Regions from separate parts of the Homo sapiens genome. Here region 2 is linked to region 1. A link is an interaction called in ENCODE POLR2A ChIA-PET data of the cell type or tissue named here. Cell type or tissue: Panc1. All regions are shown on one strand. Links, peaks and the distances in the headings refer to the core of each region. The heading gives the core; the rest is flanking DNA.

Region 1 (10,159 bases), core at 1,981-6,980:
TGTATTTCTTTATGGGTGTTTAAATACATTTACTTTTTAACAATATAGATATAAAATAATGTATAAGATTTAATGATTAATCTATGAAATAGAGCAATAGTCATTAAATAGAAATATAAAATAATTTCTAAGATTAAATGATGAATTATAAGATATGTCAAAGCACTTAAGTTGTCCACAGACCTGTTTATCATATAATTTACTTGTCAGGGAAACTGTTCAGATAGATAAAATATTTTTGAATCCAGAAGGTATTAACTATAAGCTATACTGTGCCCACTAAAGAACTATATCATAGTATTATTTTTAGTTTTCAAATTGCATAACAATGAATTTGCACCTAGAATCTAGTGATTCACTAAAAACTTTTGTGTGGATGTTGATGAGAAATCTTTGGTTTAGGACAGGCTATTTTCTTTTAACAATGCATTGAAAATCTGCAGTCAATTCTTAAACTAATTGAAGTATTCATGTGACGTTAAATGCATGGAAAACAAGCAGTTCTAAGAGAAAAGTTTATAGAAACAGACTTCTTGAAATGATATCTCTGATATCTTTTGAAGCTAACACTTTCAAGGAATATTAGTTTCAATATGCACATTAAGCCAGCTTTTGTTACAGCTAAAAGTTTGTTCAATTTAAGTGAGTTTTCAGAATTCTGTAAACCTCATTTCCAAGAGCCTACATCAAAAAAATACAAAGATCTCACATAAGCAGCCTAACATTATACCTCAAAGGACTAGATAAACAGGAACAATCAAAACCTGAATAATTAGAAAAAAAGAAATAATAAACATCAAAGCAAAAATAAACAAAATAGAGACAAAATATAAAAAAATCAACAAAACAATGAGCTATTGTTTTTTCGAAAAGATAAAGAATGCTGACAAACCTTTAGCTAGACCAAGAAAAAAAGAGAGAACAAACAAGTAAATAAAATCAGAGATATAAAAGGAGACACTGCAATGGATACTACAGAAATACAAAGGATAATAAGTGACTACCACAAACAAGTATATCCCAACAAATCAGAAAACCTAGAAGAGATGGATAAATTCCTGGACACAAAAACTTACCAAGATTGAATCATGAAGAAATAAAAAACTTGAGAAGGCCAATGAGTAATGAGAATGAAGAAATAATAAAAAGTGTCTCATCAAAGAAAGCCCAAGACTTGACGGCTTCACTGCTGAATTCTACTAGCCATTTAAAGAAGAATAGCACTTCTACTCAAACTATTTCAAAAAATTGAAAGGAGGGAATACTTCTAAACTTATTCTACAAAGCCAATATTACTCTGATACCAAAACCAGACAAAGATACAACAAAAAAGGAAACTAATGTCCAGTATTCATGATGAACATAGATGAAAAAATCCTCAACAAAATACTAGCAAACTCAATTCAACAGCACATTAAAAATAATCACTCACTGTGATCAAGTGGGATTCATCTCAGAGATGCAGAAAATATTCAACATATGCAAATTAATAAACACAATCACATTACCAAAATCAAGGACAAAAACTACATGATCATTTTAATAGATGCTGGGAGAGCATTTGATAAAATTAAATATACCTTCATGAAAACACTGTCAACGAATTGAGTATAGAAGGAACATACCTCAACATAATAAAGGCCCTATATGAGAAACCCACAGCTAAATCAAATTGAATAGAGAAAAGTTAAAAGCTTTTCCTCTAATATCTAGAACAAAACAAGAATGTCCACTCGTCCCATGTTTATACAACATAACACTGGAAGTTCTAGCAAGAACAATTAAGCAGGAGAAATAAATAAAAGGCATTCAAATTGAATGGAGGAGGTTAAATTGTTCCTGTGTGCAGATAACATTTTCACATATATTAATGTATAGAAAACCCTAAACACTCCACCAAAAAAAATTATTAGAAACAACACAAATTTCTATTCAAAATCAACATAGAAAAATCAGTAGCACTTGAATTTGTCAACAGTAAACTATCTGAAAAAGAAATCCAAAAAGCAATTTTATTTACAATAGCTACAAAAAATACCTAGGAATAAACTTAACTAAGGAGGTGAAAGAGCTCTACAATGAAAACAATAAAACATCGATGAAAGAAATGGAAAAGAACAAAAAAAAAAGGAAGATATCCTATGTTCATGGATTGGAAGAATTAATATTGTCAAAATATTCATATTACAAAAACAGTCTATAGATTCAATGCAATGTTTATCAAAATGCCAATGACATTCTTCACAGAAATAGAAAAAATATTTCAAAATTTATCTAGAAATGCAAAAGACTCCAGCGAGCCAAAGCAATGTTGAACAAAGAGAGCAAAGCCGAAGACATTACATTACCTAACTCCAAAATATACAGAAAAGCTATAGTAAGTAACACAACATAGTACTGGCATAAAAAGAGACATATAGACTAACAGAACAAAAAAGAAAACCCAGAAATCATCCATTTACAGGAAACTGATTTTCAGCAAAGGTGCCAAGGATCCACATTGAGGGAATGGCAGTCTTTTCAATAAATAGTACTGGGAAAACTGAGTATTGACTTATAGAAAAAATAAAACTATATAACTATCTCTCACCCTATGCAAAAATCAACCCTAAATGGATTAAAGACTTCAATGTAAGACCAGAAACTATGAAACTAGTAAAAGAAAACATAAGGAAATTGCTTCATGAAATTGGACAGCAACAATATTTTGAGTAAGGCCTTGAAAGCACAGGCAACAAAATAAAAAATATACAGATGGGATTACACAAAACTAAAATCTTCTGCACAGCAAAGAAAAAAATCAATAGAGTGAAGAGACAACCTACAGAATGGGGGGAAGTATTTGCAAATTATGCATCCAACAAACAATTAATATCCAGAATATGTAAGGAACCCTTAGCAGCGAAAGAAATTCTAATTTTAAACTGGGCAAAAGAACTGAATAGACATTTCTCAAATGAAAGCATGCAAATGGCCAAAAGTTACGTGAAAAAAAATTACACATCACTAATCATTAGGGAAATGGAAATCAAAGCCAAAATGTTGTATAACCTCACCCCAGTTAGAATGATTATCATAAAAAAATAAACAAACAAAACAAAACAAAAAATTACAAAAGCTGGCAAAGATGTGGAGAAAGGGGAACTCTTATGCACTGTTGCTGGGATAGAAATCAGTGCCACCATTATGTGAAACAGTATAGAATTTCCTCATAAAGCTAAAAATGGAACTACCATATAACTCAGCAATCCCATTACTGGGTATATATCCAAAGGAATTGAAATCAGTGTTTCAAATTGATATCTGCACTCCAATGTTTATTGGAGCACTATACACAATAGACAATAAAAATATCAACCTAAATGCCCATCTACTAATGACTGAATGAGGAAAATATAATATACATACACAGTGAAATACTATTCAGTCATAAAACAGAATAAAATCATGTCACTGCAGGCAACATGAATGAACTTGGAGGACATTATGTTAAGTGGAATAAGTCAGACACAGAAAGACAAACACTGCATGATCTCATGCATTTGTGGAATCTAAAAAAGTTGATTTCATAAAAGAGTATTATATTGATTACCAGAGAATTGGGAGGGAGGATTGAGAGAGGATGGTCAATAGATTCAAAGTTACAGCTTGACAGGAAGAATAAGTTCTAGTGTTCTATTATACAGTAAGATGACTATAGCACATGATAATGTAGCGTATATTTGAACATAGCTAGAGGAGAAGGTTTTGATTATCACCACAAAGAAATTATAAATATTTAAAGTAATGAATATAGTAATTAGTCTTATTTGATCATTATACATTGAAACATCATATTGTACCCAACCAATATGTGCAATGATTATGTCACTTACAAATAAAAATTGATTAAAAAAGAAAATAATGCAAATTAAAACTACAAAATAATTTTACATAAAATAATTAGGACTAATAAGGCCCATGTTTCAAAGATTTCATATTTAGATTATAATCCTTTTCCAAATGTAGGGTGTCATTTAAGTTAATCAAATTCTTTCACCAAAAACTTTGCAAACTATCTGTTCTGAAAGACCAGTCTTTTACTTGTCTATCCATTATAGGCCTATAAAAAGTTGATTTCATAGAAGAGTATTATATTGATTACCAGCGAATTGGGAGGGGTAGCAGTGAGGGAGGATGATGAGAGTGAGAGAGAGAAAGAGAGAGAGAGATTGCATCAGCTTGGTTTTAAATAGGAATGCAAATACAGTGATTAAAAATGATCATATGAAACCAAATTCAATGACTAGAACTTTCCTATAAACTATAAGATAGATATGATAAGCCTAGACAAAGATAATAACATTATAAATCCCTTTTGAACCATGTTTATAATGAGAGGACTAGCAAAGGAATAGGTCTGCATTTGGGCCAATAGTATAATGCAGGTTTGAAACACTGGCAGCTTCTGCCCAAATCACTGTCAGATATTGTTAATTGATTTTGCCATTTTCAAATCACTTAGCTACTAACTAGAGATGTGGTTTCTCAGTCTTTGCCCATACAGCCTTCCAGACGGCCACTTCTAATCTATTGGTATTAACATAAAACCAGTTTGCCAAGGAGAGAAATGAAAAACTATGACAAGAATAAGGAGACTAATCTGACTTCTGCTTTGTTTCTGTCTTTACAATTAAATATGTGAACATGAAAGCATATAACATTCTTGTTTAAGTGAAAAGATATACTGGACTAACTAAACTAATATGGATGAACACATAGTTTCTAGCCATATAAGTAATATAAGGGGACACTGTGATCATATAGAAGTGTGATTATAGAAATACAAGACCAACTTTAGACGGGAACAGTCAGGGAAGGTTAAACATAGCATAAACCTGGAAGCACTACTTAAAGAAATTGAAAAGAGCTGGTAAAGAGATTCCAAAGAGCTGGACTCCATGTATGTCACAATGCAGTTAAAACCATGTGAAAAAAGAAAAACTTTATTACAGATTTTTGAATTAGCCAGTATGTGCCAAAAGATTTTAAAAGAGAAATCCTTGGGACAAAAGGCAAAAATGTGGTTTATGGCCAGGTTCTGAGCAGCATATCTTCATTGTTTCCTAATTCCTTTTGGGCCCAAATCCTACAATGAACTAATTTTACTCATATCTTTCCTCCTTTTTACAAATCTTTTCCTCACTGCCATGATGAAGCTTAATGATTTTTTTTTTCAATTGTGAAATGTCAAAGCTATGGGAAGGTAGCATGCCAATTTGCTTTGTGTTTAATTTTCTCTTCAATTTTCTTAGATGGAAGTTATATTACAAATTCTCTCTAAATTGATCTGTAGATTCAACAAAAAATGCAATAGGCTTTTTTGAAAAAGAAATAGAGCAGCTAATTCTAAAATATATACGGAAATATAAAGAATCTAAAAGAGATAAACCAATTCTTACAAAAGAAAAAGACTAAGAGATGTTATTCTTTTCATTTCAAGAATTATTATATATTTACAGTAGTCTACATTGTCTGGTATTGGCCAAAAATAAAGAGTTTAATGGAATGAAGTAGAGTCCAGAAATACAGCCACATACACATCACCATTTTATTTTCAACATAGGTACAAAGCAATTCGATGATGAAATGCTAGCCCTTCAATGCACTGGAACAATTGGTTGACCTATAAGGAAAAACAATAAAAATAAATACTGACTCTTCCTTTAATTGCACCAGTTACAAAATTAACTCAAAGTTTATCATAGACTTTTTAATGACCATAACACTTTTTTAAAGTAGTTACTTTTTAGAATGTTTTGCAACTTAGAGTGTCTCATGTTTTCTCACGAATAGACTCAGGCTATGCATTGTTAAGAAGGATCATGCAAAGGTGATGTCTTCTCACATCACATCAGGAAATATATGAGGTTGATACTTGCTTAAACTGTTACATGCCTCGATTGTCCACTCTATAGTTATTATTTTTTCCTACTTAATTGTTAAATAATTTTGGGGGAGGGAAGGACACTTAGAAACTATGTGCATATTTTGTACCTATTTAAATTTATATCCACTAGTTTTAGCATGCATCAGATGTTGCCTGTGGTAATTATTAATGTAATGTTCTAATTGTGTGATTCTGTTTCCCTCTTCCCAATTCCCTGACAATACCATGGCAGAGCTAGAAAGAGGTACCTTATTACTTCCTGAGGAAGATGAAAGTCTAAAGTTTTTAAGTGGTCCCCAGTGACACTATGGGGTCTTAGTTACTGAATGGTAAAGATGAAAGTCCAAACTTCTTATTTAACATTGTGTGATACCAAGGCAGTCAGAATTGGAGGCACCTTGTTACAACTTGATGAGAGTGTAATCTATGAACTCTACTCAACTTTACTGGCATGGATCAGGGAGGGGACCAAAGTTAATTTTCTGTGGCATTTGGCTTGTGTAGAGAAGTTGTCTAAAAGTTCTCTATTTGGTGAGGCTGTCTCTTTTCTGATCCTTTGGCTAGAGAGGGCTTTTCTTCTTTTGTCTGTGCCCATTGGTATTTCTAGGTTTCCAACTTCTGGTCCTATTTTAGAATATGTAAGGCAAAATGAAAACCCAAGAAATTCACCACCACATAATTTCTTGGGTCAGAGGTACCCTAGTGTGTCTGTGTTCTCTCCACCATTTACAGTTATTTTATATTTGCATTATACATAATGTCCAGAGTTTTTAGTTATACTTCATAAGAAGAATAGGGACATTTATGAGTACTTCACCTTTCTGAAATATAAATTCTCTTTTACCTCTTTTTGTTTGGTTGTTTTCTTATTGTTGAGTTTAGGAACTTCTTCATATGTCTGGACACAAATTTATTTGGTCAGAAATGTGATTTGCAAATATTTTCTTACAGTCTATGGCATATATTTTAATCTTCTGACAGCATCTTTCACAGAGCAAAAGGTTTAAAGTTTGATTAAGTCCAATTTACCAATGTTTTATTTTATAGATTATGCTTTCGTATCTAAAAACCTTTTGCCTAGCAAATAATTGTGTACATTTTCTCCCACGATTTTTTCTCAGAGTTTTATAATTTTTGCATTTTACGTTAAACTCTATTATTTATTTTTTGTTAATTATATATTAGCTTTCAGTATAAGTCATGAATTTCTTGCTCATTGTGTATATAAATGTTCAGTAGCTCTAACATCATTTGTTGACAGGCTTTTATCCATTGAATTGCCTCTGCACCTCTGTCAAAATCAGTTAACTGTATTTATGTGGGTTTATTTCTGAGCTCTCTATTTTGTTCAATTAATGTGTATGTAATCATTACTTACACTGGATTGCCTTGATTACTGTAGTTTTATATTAAATTTTGATATTGGGTAGTGAGTAGTCAAACTTTGTTTTTCTTCAAAATTAATTTTGAAACTCTAGTTCTTTCATCTTTGCACATAAACTTTAGAATAAGCTTACTGACATCTATAAGAAAAAAATTAAGGCTTAAGGCAGGAGGATCACCCGAACCCTGGAAGTCGGGTCTGCAGTGAATTATGTTTGGGTCATGCACTCCAGCCTGGGCAATAGAGCCAGACTCTGTCTCAAAAAAGAAAAAGAAGAAAAAAGTCTGCTGGGGTTTTGATTTGAATTGCATTGAAACTATTTTCAAAGACTTTATTCTTACTTAGAAATCATCGTATCTTCCAATCCATGAGCACTCCATGTATTACCATTTATGTAGATCTTTGATTTTTATAATCAATGATTTGTAGATTTTGGCATATACATTCTGCATGTATTTTGTTAATTTATAAGTACTTTACTTTTTTGACATTATAATTTTTGTCTAAATTTAGAAAGCTTTAATAAGCTTTCTTTGTCACTCCAATCTCCTATAGAGATAACTTGTGCCTAGAGTGGGAATGGCTACCAGAGCAAACATTAGCAATTTTGAATTTTGGTCTTCTCTTTGCCCTGTGCTTAGAGAGGGTCTATATGTTTGCTCTAGTTCTGTCATCCTCTAGCAGTATTCTGAATATGTTAGGTTGGCAGTGGGGAGTGATGTGCCTTGAGAGAAGGGGGACATATTAGTCCCTGTTCTTCTGATTAAGCCTCATCTTAGATATGCAGCATGTCTCTGGGGTATATCTTTTATAAGTTATCTTGCTCCTCACCCTAGTTTTGGGTTCACTAGGTAGTCCTTCCTCTCCAAAAGTTAATTTTTTTCTTCTACTTCCTTCTCTGAGTGGCAACTGATGTTCTAATGGCAGCAGCACTTGTTCTTAAACCACAGATTAAAACTTTCATTCTGAAGGGGAGAAGGCTCCAGGAGATTCTTGCATCTAACTGCACAGCTGTTGCTTTTCCTTAAGGTTAGATCACAGTCAATATTTCTTAGAGTTCTTTCCAATTTTTCTGAGTATCCAGTGAAGTTTTCAAGTAAAAGCCTACAAGACGGGACAGATTTACCCAATTTCTAAAGCCCCCATGAGTTTCCTATTGCCCCACCAACCCTTGCTACATCTATACCATTTGAATGTTTTGGGAGGCATTTTAAACTATTCTTACTCTTCTTACTGTAATTCAACTGCTTCTACTGCAGGCAAACAAGTTCTCAACTCCTTTCTCCCTGCAGGCTTCATTATTCATTAGATTTGGGGCTCGTTGTTTGTAATTGCAAGCTTAGTAAACCAATGGGTTAAAAAAAATCATGAATTTGAAGTTAGCCTGGCTAAACATTTGTAATGGCACAGGTTATGTGCCACTTTGGATTATGGGATGTCCAAACAGTTGGTCAAACAGTCTTAGTATGTCTGTGAGGGTGATTCTGGATAAGAGTACCATTGAATGGATGGATTCAGTAGAGTAGACTGCCCGCCTTAATAGGGGTGGGCCCTATCCAATCAGTCAAAGGCCTGAGTAGAACAAAATGGCTGGCTCTCCCAGGAGTAAGAGTGAACTCCTCATGTCTGATAATTTAAAGCTGGGACATCTTTTCTTTCCTACCTTTGTATTTGAATTCAAACATTGGCTCCTCCTGGATCTTCAGTATGCAGGTATTCAAACTGGAACTATACCATTGGCTTTTCCTGGGTCTTCAGCTTTTGAACTACAGATCTTGGGACATGTCAGAGTCCATAATTGTATAAGACATTCCTTAAAATAAATCTCTTAAGATATAGATATAGGTATGTAAATATATAGATATATAGATATTGATTCTATTACCCTGACTAATAGTAAGACAACCTTCCATAAGTTGTCTTCCTCTTTTTGATTATTCTACTCATGTAAACCCATATGGATGCTTCAATACAAAAGCAATTTGTCCTAGTTACAAGATACAACCAGAAATCTGCTCTTCCAGCCAAGAAGCCTCATTCTTTTGTGCAGTTAATTCCACAGAGTGTTTGTATCAAAATCCTCACTTATGCCCATCAATTCCCATGTAATATTTATTGAACTAGGCAAGAATGGCTAAAATGTCTGGTGAATTAGTAGCCTAGAAAAGCCTTGTTAAATCTGCTGCAAAGGTGCTTCCTGAAAAGAAGCCAAGAAGTTTTCAAAGGCAACAAATATGTCTAATCAAGAGCTCCAATTACCTTTTTCTACATAATTCCAGTCTATTCAAACATATTAGGCTTACACTCACACAGGCTATATCTCAAAGTGCCATGGTGACTTGAACATTACTCATAATGACTGAAGAGACCTAATTCTCAAAGTCTGCACCCTGGCCCTAAGATTAGAGGAAAGCCATTTCTCCAAGATTCAGAAAGCCTTCCTCTATTCCTTGCCTCAGGGTAAATAAAGGAATAAGCCTCATTTTCTAACGTAAGCATAATGGAATTGGCTGTCTAACAGATTGTCACCGTACTTACAGCATTATCTTTTGGCTACAAAATGAAGTACAAAATAAAGAATGTTTTGGGGGGCATTTTTTTTTTTCGTCTACACACAGCTGGGCCTTGAAAATCACTAAAATTCTATAGGATTATGGCTTAAACACACAGCAATGAACCACTACTCTCTTTAGACTTGCTTCAGGATGAATCAGCCTTCTTGATAAACTTTAGTGTGTTTTCTTAGTGGGAAAAAGCATAAGCCTGAAGCTTATCGATATGAATGTTTCTTAGGCCAGAAAAATCTGTAAAATTACCAAAATTTATTATGCTTTTCATGTGTGCCC
Region 2 (10,159 bases), core at 3,250-8,249, 640 kb after region 1:
GAGGGTGAGAGTAGTTGGTCTGGCCTATTTACCTTTTAAAAAGCCCCATAGGGATAGAACTTCTAGCAGTTTCTTGATGGTGTTACCAAAACACCAGGGGTTTAGTCTAGGTCCTGCTGCTCACCACACAGAAAGCCAATCACTGAGACAATGAGTATTGCCAAGGAAGAAGTCTTTAATCAGGTGCTGCAGTCAAGGAGATGAGAGCTCAGGCTCAAATCCATCTCTCTAACTGACTAAACCTATGGGTTTATATAACATTCTTCTGTAGAAAGAAATGTAACAATGTGTAAGAAACAGGAACTAGGGAGAGGCAAGGATGCAATCATGATGAATGAGGGCTCCAGGCTTCTCATTGTTAGGATGTCATGATCTGGTGAGTTTCACTTCTTGGATACCTTTTTAAGAGGCCTGAAGGTGCTTTCCTGAGGAAGGAACTCAGATAAAACAAATGTAAGCTTCAAGCTTTAAGAACAGAAAGGTCAATTTCTATGTGTATCAAAAAGAACAGTCTATGGGATTATTGGGTTGGTTTCAATGGAACATAGGAGTTTATATAAAGGAAAACTCTTGTCCATGTGTAAGAAATCAGGAAGTTGGCTTCCTTTGGTTTGAAGGAACCAACCTGTCTCCTAGTTTTAGCTTTGAGGCTTTTCCTCCATTTCAAGGCAACAGGAAACACATCCCATTTCCACATCCTTTAAAAACTTATAGCCCTTCTCTAAAGGAGCTCCTGTCTCCCCTCACCTAAGTGGGAAGCCTCATTGTAACACTTCCCTGCACTATTCTACCCTACTGGTGCTAATACAGAAGGAAAAGTTGAATTGTGTAAGACAGGATGTATTTAGAAGTCCTTAATTTTTGCAGCTTTTAATTGGCATTTATACATCAAACTCAGTAATGTGCAATCATTTTCATAGGCATAACCTCACTCAATTGTCTTCAGACTATGCAGTGTTTAGTCAGGTATTATAATTATTATTATTGTTGTTATAATTTTATAAGCTGGGAAACTAAAGTCTTCACTGGGAATTTAATGTTAACATCACTTATTCAAGATGGCACTCCAAAACACCTTGTACTGTTGCCCTCAGTTGCATGTGCATGCTTTCTGGTAAGTACGAAAAATAAATTTGACCGTTTGGCCAACAGAGTATAGTTCTACTTCCACATCATAGTTGTAGTCATGTTCAACCATTCTTTTTTGTTATCATGCCTTTATAAGCTTGGTTTTAGTTATTTCTGTAGTGAATAAGAGGATTAAGCAAATGACATCTAGCATTTGCAGCCAAGTTTCTTGTCCCAGGAGTGACCTTTCAGGTAAGTCTCACCCTTTATAGAAACTGATTCAGTGAATTCTGTTCACACATTTCTCTTTTGTTCATTTAGATAGCTGATGGACCAAAACAGCATAGGGCTTCCTGAACTCTGGCCTGAATGTTCATCTCCCGTGCATTTCCCAGTGAGAACATTGATGAATTCTGGCACCTTCCTGGATTCTACAGAAATCTGCACTCTCCCAGAGGCATGAGAAAGTGCTAAAACAACAAATGAAAGTTGCATAATTTGAAATTCCCTTGTTACCACAGGGATCAGAATCCAATCATAAGGCTTTTGATTTAGTTTGTGAAAGTTAGATCTTGCAACTATGAGTGGAAATGCTGATAATGTGCTTTCTGTTAATGTCCAAAGTTAAAGATGCTCTAGTCTCAGGTAAAGCTAATGTGAGACAAACAACAATAATGCTTACTAATTTTGACCACCATGTTTCTCTAAGGCCAAAGATTGCAAATTTTATCTGTTTGCCTCCTTCATAGAAATAAGAATTCTCTGGATATAGCATATATTCTACTAAAGGATGACTGTTATGCTGTGTGGGAAAGTAGTAGTTAAAAATCAAATATTTTTACTTTAAAAAATAGAGAACAAGGTAGCAACCAGAATTGAAGTCACTGAAATATAAATGGGGCACTTTCCCAGAGGATGTCATCCAAAGACAAAAAAATAGGAAAGTTTAATTCATGACACAGTGAAGTTCTTCTACGGTTTAAATTGTTCCTAGAAATAGATTTTATTTTCAGGAATCATAGGATACCAGATGGTTAGTGATAGTGTTTATTTCTGAAAAAAAAAAGAAGAAAAAGAAAAGAAAAGAAAAAGAGTATATGTATGAGCTTTGTGTTCACATATACAAGGTGGCATAGGTTGAAATAATCAACATTTATTTAGTATGTTTATGGCATATTGAAATCAATATTTGAATCTTCATTTTTCAGTTTTTTCTAATACACTTTAAGAAGCTTCTCTGAGACACTCAAGTATATCAAAAGAGAGAAGATCTCCAAGTAACAGAAATAATAAATGTCCTTCTTAAAGAACACCAGGCTTGGAGAATTTATAGTTCCAACTAGAAGGAAAGGTCTGTCTTTTAACATGTTAAAATAATTTTCTAAATTTTTGTTTAAATATTTTGAGGGAAAGAAAACAAATGACTTGAAACTTCTTTGCTTCTGATCAAGATTTGATGATTATAATTGAAAATTAATAAAAGGGGAGGGTAGGATTTAATGCTATTGCCAGTTTTATCAAATGGATTATCCTATCACCTTTCCAATTTCACTATGAAAACTACTGAAATAAAGGCAAGTACGTATTTAATAGCATTGTTGACATAAGCAACATTAAGTGGAAAGATGAGGCAATGAAATTAAATCATTTCCCAAAGGATATTTTGCATAATTTAAGTTCCCTGGAATTTTAATGTGTAATTCTTGAAAAGAAATGTGCTCTTTAGAAAAAGAAATGCAGCAAATACTGGATTAAATAAATCAGATACCTGAATTTACTCAGGTTATGCGAGTAGAAAGGCTGAAATGCCCCAGGACTTAGTCCTAGGCCTGATCTCTTTCTTATCTATATACACTCTCTTGGTAATCTCATCGTTTTATTTTTTTTTTTTTTCTTTTAGAGACAGAGTCTCTCTTTCTTGCCCAGGCTGGAGTGCAGTGACACAGTCATGGCCCACTGTAAACTCCTGCAGTGACACAGTCATGGCCCACTGTAAACTCCTGGCTTTGATTCTCCCACCTCAGCCTCCTCCTAATGTCATTCATTCTTATTGGTTTAAATGTCACCAATAACACGTTCACACCCAAGACTTCCTAATATATATACCCAGCACTGAAATATCTTCTGAACGCCAGACTCTTAGACGCTCACCTAGGACAACTTCCTTGACATCTCCCCGTGATCTCTTTTTAGACATTCTCTCAAACTCACCAGATCCAAAATTTAACCCTGATATTATTTGCCAATTCCTGCACAGTCTTGTTTATCTCAGTTAATAGCAATTCCATTCTTGTACTTGCTAAGGCAAAAAATAAAAATAAAATGGAGACACCCTTTTTTTCATTTTTTATCTTACAGCCTATAAGCTGTTATATCATGAGCCCAACAAGTTTCTGCTGCCTCCAGTAAATACACCAGTCCAAACCCTATCATCTCTTGCTTTAATTATTACAATAGTCTCCAATCTACATGTCCACTGGAGGTAACACCCACCTCAGTCTATCCTCAACACAACAGCAGACTTGTCTGTCTGACTTTTTTTAATGCAATTTTTATCATATTACTCTTCTGCTTAGAACCCTCCAATGTCTTTACATCTTAAGCCAAAGTTCTTCTAATGCCCTTCATTATGTAGTCCTGGTTATTTCTTTGTGTTCATCTCCAACTACCCTTTTCCAATTACTGGGCCTCTCCAAATAATAGAGAAACCTCATGAAGGAAGGGATTTTGTCATGTGTTTGCTGTTGTGTCCCAGTGCCAAGGAGAGTAGCTGATGTACAGTAGATGCTTATAAATAGTTTTCAATGAATGACTTCACTCCAATAGTCTGAGAGCTGTATAAAATATAGATAACTTAGTTATTGATTCCCACTCTGGGGAGCCCACAAAAATCAAAGTCATCCACTAGCAGTTGAAGAGAACCAAGTTTGATTTCTAGGTAAGCACTAACTTTTATTTATAAATTAACACCTCTGTGGAGTCATATGTACTTCCACTGTTTTGCATCTGTCAGGAATGTTAAAATTTTAAGATTCTTGTTCATTGAACTTAAAGTAGAATTACGACCACATGAGGTAGAAATACCACCACATGAGGTAAAAAATGAAACTTTTAAGGAAATGCTTGCGCTTAAATTATTGGTAAGTCTATGTCTTTTCATCAGAGCCAGACAAATACCGGCTTAACTTTAAGGCTTGCTGAGAACATTAATGATTAGCTGCTCAAAGCAGCATGAAATAAATAGCCTACATTAACATAAAACTATGATATCTATGCTCACATCCTTGCAAACAACAGATAACAGCAATCTATAAACTTCCGGTTATATTTATCTTTGTGTAGTTTGTGAATTCTGGATTACAAAGTGACTTTCAGAACAATACTAGATTATGTCATAGCTGGATTTAGGAAAATTATCATGCTGTTAGTTAACAGAAGAAGGGCAGTAAAAGCCAAGCTAATTTAACGTTATTATATATTTGTAATATAATAAGGACTTACCTGCATCAAAGTATATAATTTTCGGAAAGTCAGACAATAACTTTCATGTATATTATTAGTTGAAAATGAAATATTTTAAGCCTTCTAAAATATCTATTAAGCCGGGCACGGTGGCTCACGCCTGTCATCCCAGCATTTTGGGAGGCTGAGACAGGCAGATCACTTGAGGTCAGGAATTCAAGAGCAGCCTGGCCGACATGATGAAACCCATCTTTACTTAAAAATACAAAAATCAGCCGGGCGTAGTGGCCTGCACCTCTAATCCCAGCTACTCAGGAGGCTGAGGAGGAGAATTGCTCGAACCTGGGAGATGGAGGTTGTAATGAGCCGAGATCACGCCACTGCACTCCAGCCTGGGCAACAGAGTGAGACTCTGTCTCAAAACAAACAAACAAACAAACAAAAATCTATTAAATCACTAGCCTGAACACATAGCAAAGATTTATAACTCTTCAATGAGGGAATCAAGAAAATAAGAAAGGTGGATAAAAGGCCATTTTGAAGTTCTGGATATTTGTACACATGTTTAAAAAATGTTTTTATGGGCTTCCTAGGTTATTTACAAAGCTGCTTATCTTTCAGGACAATAAAATCATAAGCGATGGAATTATCCTCTCTACCAGAGAGAAATCATTTGCATTCCTACTGGAATGAAATCTACCACGTAACATGTAATTTTAGAGAGTCAGGACCTTAGTTAATGGTAAACAGTGAGTCATACAGAGCTGCATTCCTTTAAACCACCACCATCAAATGGAAGTATAATTTAAGCCACTATGTGATTTGAAATTCTCTAGCAGGTACGTTAAAAAAAAAAAAAGTGAAAACAATTTTAACAAAAAAATTATGTAACTCAATATATCAAGAATATTCTCAGCCAGGCGCAGTGGTGCACGCCTATAATCCCAGCACTTTGGGAGGCTGAGGTGGGTAGATTTTCTACTAAGATTCTTTGTTCATTGCATTAAAAATGGAAATTGTATTTGTACTCCAAAATTTTGCACTTAAACCACATCTCACTTTTGACTAGCCACATTCCAAGTGCTCAATAACCACATATAGTCAATGGCTAAAATATTGGACAGTGTAGCTCTGAATAATTTGATATTAATTGGATGGGCGTATTAACCAATTCCCCAGGTTGATGTTGAAAGGTCATGCTGTACTTCATTGGCCTTATCTCCAAGTTTTTGGTGATTTTAAAAAATCTTTTCAACCACAAATTTTAGTCTTTTTCATTGGATCCCAGGACATTAGATGATAGTAAAAACCTGTGGAATCTTTCTACAGCATTATTTCGTTTAGCAAAATAAATGTGTCTTTCAAAAAGTTATTTTGAAGACATTTTTGTCAATCAGGTATATTATGTTGCTTAAACTTTTAGCTAAAGATTCTTTACATTATAATTGAACTCTTCCAACAATAAACATCATAGCACAGATAATAACTAAGATGAAGATTATTGTGAGACAGCTATTCTTAACTTACATATATTCATCACCTAATTTAATTCTCACAAAAACTCTCTAAAATAATGTTACCATTTTAAAGATGAGGAGGCTAAGAGAGTTTACATAACTTGCCCAAGGCCACACAGCTTGTAAAGAAGACCTGGATATAAAATCCAGGCTTATTAACTACAAAGCCTGAGCTAGTAAGCACTATGCTATATGCAGAGATTACTTCAACATAAGCTCTTCCAACCTACATCTATTAGATCACTAAACATTTGCTACACAAATTAATATTTAATTTGTATACAAATTAAATATTAATTTATATAAAATTGCTATACAAATTAATATTAAATTAGGAAGCCGAGGTGGGAGGATCATGAGGTTAGAAGTTCGAGACCAGCCTGACCAGCATGGTGAAACCCTGTCTCTACCAAAAATATAAAAAAATTAGACGGGCATGGTGGCACACGCCTGTAGTCCCAGCTACTTGGGAAGCTGAGGCAGGCGAACTGCTTGAATGTGGCAGGCGGAGGTTGCAGTAAGCCGAGATCACACCACTGCATTCCAGCCTGGGTGACAGAGCAAGACTCTGTCTCAAAAATATATATATATTAATATTAAGGATTCAGGCCAGGTGCAGTGGCTCACACCTATAATCTCAGCACTTCTGGAGGCCAAGGTGAGAGGATCACTTGAGGGTACAGTTCAAGACCACCCTGGGCAACATAGCAAGACTCCTTCTCTACAAAAAACTTTAAAAATTAGCCAGGTGTAGTGGTACACACCTGTAGTCCCAGCTACTGGGGAGGCTGAGGTTGGATAGCTTGAACCCAGGGGTTTCAAGGCTGCAGTGCGTCATGATCGCACCATTGCACTCCATCTTGGGTGACAGAGGGAGATCCCGTCTCTAAAAAAAAATTCGTCATATGAACAAAGGTTTTTCCACTCTTTCTTTACACTAGATAAATGATTTTTCTGTTTTCCAGAATGAATAGCAAGAATTTATTTTAAAATGTTTTATGACTAATTATAAAACCTGTCATCAGTAGTTAAAACATTACTAAGGGAGAGAAGCGCTAATATTAAAATTTTTGTAGTGGAATAAAATTCAGCACTTTTGTTCTCTCAGTACTATTTTGTAGGTTTGACTTGTAAATTGCTCTTATTTGATAGATGGAAAACAGAGGGAACTAATTCTTTTTCTCATTATAAAAAATACAATTCTGAAGGCCTTTTAAATTGAAAAGGAAATAGAAATTGAAATAGAATGGAAGTAGAAAAAGCTCCTTGCTTAATGGTTTTGAAAGGTAAAAGTCTTCTTGAGGAAATGTGGCCAAGGGCAATAAAATGTGGCCTCATAACAATACTTTGACATTTTTTCTCTTTTCCTATTTTTGATTAAACCTGTATAAAATAGGGATTAATATTGTTGCATGAATATGTAGTAGGAATTGCCCGTAGACTTTTCTTTTTCTGGTACTTCCTAAGATAAAAAAACATTTTCAATAGTAATTCAATATATTTAGTGGCTATTAGCCTATTCAAGTTTTTTTTATGTTTTACTAATTTTGTCACTTTACATTTTTAAATCATTTGCCCATTTCATTTGGCTTTCTAATGTATTATCAAATTATTATACTAGTCACAACTTGATGTTTCATTATGTCTTTTATATCTTTTGTTATTTCATCTACTAATACTTCATTCTGTGTTTTGTTTATATATACATTCTTACTAATGATCAATCTGTTCAAATGCATGTCTGGCCCACTAATCTTTTTGAAAAATAACTTTCAGTTGTGGAAATTACCTCTCTGTTTTCCATTTCCTTTTAGTGGCATTATCTTTATTATTCCCTTATTTCATGTTTTGTTCTTTGTCTATGTTGTGGTTCTTTTTCTATCTCCTTTATTTGAAGGTTTAGATAATTAATACTCTTTTTTTCTATCTAAACATTGTTTTCAAACCATATATTTACCTTTAGTTATTGCTATAGTAGCTTTGAATTATCTTCTTGAATGCCAGGTAAACATTCTATAATGGTACATCATACTTTCTTAGATCCACTTGCTGCATTGATCTAGTATTCTTTATTTCTTTCAAATACTTGTCCACTCACAGGGAAAAATTGCTCAATAACTTGAACTTACATAATTTATTCATTTCACCCCAGATTCCTGTTGAAGGAAAATATTCTGGTTTCTTTCCAAAGTGGTGATTTTTTTTTAGCAATTTGACACCATTATTCTCAAAAAGTGAGGAAGAAAACATAATTATTAAGAATTGAGAAAAGTTTTAAAAAGTAAAATCAAGTGAAAGAGATACATCCTCTTCAAAGGGCAAGAGCAAACTGTAAGTTGAACTGCCATCAGTCTTTCCAGGTTTTATTGCTAAACACATAATTTTCAATTACTCTTTTAAGTCATAAAAGTAAATTAAAAAAATAAATATGTTCATTATGATATTAATTTTGGTCAAAAACTGCATATGTATATATAAAACTAAAAAAGATATAGATTAAAATATTTAAAGTGATTATGTCAGAACACAATTTTTCTTTTCTTTTCTTTTTTTTTTTTTTGAGACAGAATCCTGCCCTCTTGCCCAGGCTGGAGTGCAGTGGCGTGATCTTGGCTCACTGCAAGCTCCACTTCCCGAGTTCATGCCATTCTCCTGCCTCAGCCTCCCGAGTAGCTGGGACTACAGGCACCTGCCACCACGCCCAGCTAATTTTTTGTATTTTTAGTAGAGACCGGATTTCACCGTGTTAGCCAGGATGGTCTCCATCTCCTGACCTCATGATCCATGCGCCTCGGCCTTCCAAAGTGCTGGGATTACAGGCGTGAGCCACTGCACCCAGCCCATAATTTTTCTTTACCCTTGTATTTTCTAAATTTTCTTCAACCAATATGGTTACTTCAGCAACTAAAACTGAAACAACAATAAATGCTAATAAATAATGCTAACAAAAATTAAAACAATTCCTCTCAAAAACAAACTTGTGGCCAGGTGTGGTGGCTCAATGTCTATAATCCCAGCACTTTGGAAGGCTGAGGTGGGCAGATCACTTGAGTCCAGAAGTTTGAAACCAGCCTGGGAAACATGGCAAAACCCCGTCTCTACTAAAAATACAAAATTAGCCAGGTGTGGTGATGCATGCCTGTAGTCCCAGGTACTCAGGAGGCGAGTTAGGAGGATCAGCTGAGCCCGGGAAGTCAAGGCCACAGTGGGCTGTGATCACACCACTGCACTCCAGTCTGGGCAAGAGTGAGACCCTGTCTAAAAAGAATAAAAAATAAAACATGAAAACTTGTACCATGGCTTATCCCTTTAGAACTTTTGCCCAAATGTGCCGATATACATACATTTTAAAAATCAAATTTCATATATATTTCCTACCTGAGCCTGGCCTACAAAAATGAGTATCTTCCTGTCTGGTAGCCATTTATTAATGGAATATTAAGCTTTGTTATTTTCAGAAGAGAGTTGAACCAAACCAGAAGTTGCAGAAACTCTCAGAATTTTGAAAAAACAAAACAAAACATTATCTTACAGAAAAGATGCAATAATAATCATTACCATCTGTTTGAAATAATGGTGTGTAAAGGGGTATAATTTTAGGGAAGGCCAAAGATATCTAGAAGGGGAAGCTAAACGTGAAAACAGTACAAGCCAAATTGATTAATGCAGACCCATGCAGCAGGAAATGTCATGGCAAGAGATGATCTGACCAAATGACGTAATTTCAGATGAGCCAGCAAACTTTAACATTCAAATCAAATTGCCTTAAACTCTGGGGTTTTCTTTTGGTGGGAATTAGTCATCTGAATAGTGAAATGGAACCATGGACTAAGGAATTTGTAAGATCCTATTCATTTCTCAATTTCTAGCTCGGATTTTGTACTTATTCTACTATGAAAAAATCAAGCACCCATGTGGATGAAAATAAAACTATATATTTTCAGCCATCATATGCATAAGTATATGTAGATTAAATATCTAAAGGGAAAAAATAAAGCTATAAAAGTATTAGAAGGCACTATGGGAGAATATTTTAAGTTCAGTGTGGAAAGTCCAACTTAAAGAGGAAAAAAGTCCAGATACAACCAACAAATTAGGATAAAATATTTGTA

What was found. ChIA-PET counts read pairs that join two places held together with the same protein. Peaks named below come from ENCODE experiments on the same cell type or tissue, not always from the same donor. Only the 100,000 strongest peaks of a DNase experiment are listed, where the experiment ranks them.
Region 2: POLR2A ChIA-PET joins it to region 1 with 5 read pairs; 1 of 35 experiments calls an interaction of 5 or more read pairs at or near these places.

Annotation. Positions count from the first base shown.
Region 1 is chr7:11,900,778-11,910,936 of GRCh38, forward strand. All of the region lies in intron 1 of LOC124901589 (a long non-coding RNA gene), which reads right to left. Among named protein-coding and RNA genes, the nearest start is that of THSD7A, 74 kb to the left of the region's middle. In Panc1, for the core only: no CTCF peak of the experiment used is centred there; no DNase peak of the experiment used is centred there; H3K27ac peaks cover 463 bases.
Region 2 is chr7:12,539,531-12,549,689 of GRCh38, forward strand. C7orf78 (chromosome 7 open reading frame 78) reads left to right here. Exons shown (of 6, transcript NM_001386514.1): 6 at 1,390-1,740. The coding sequence ends at 1,393. Among named protein-coding and RNA genes, the nearest start is that of SCIN, 26 kb to the right of the region's middle. In Panc1, for the core only: no CTCF peak of the experiment used is centred there; a DNase peak (open chromatin) is centred at 5,268; H3K27ac peaks cover 2,180 bases.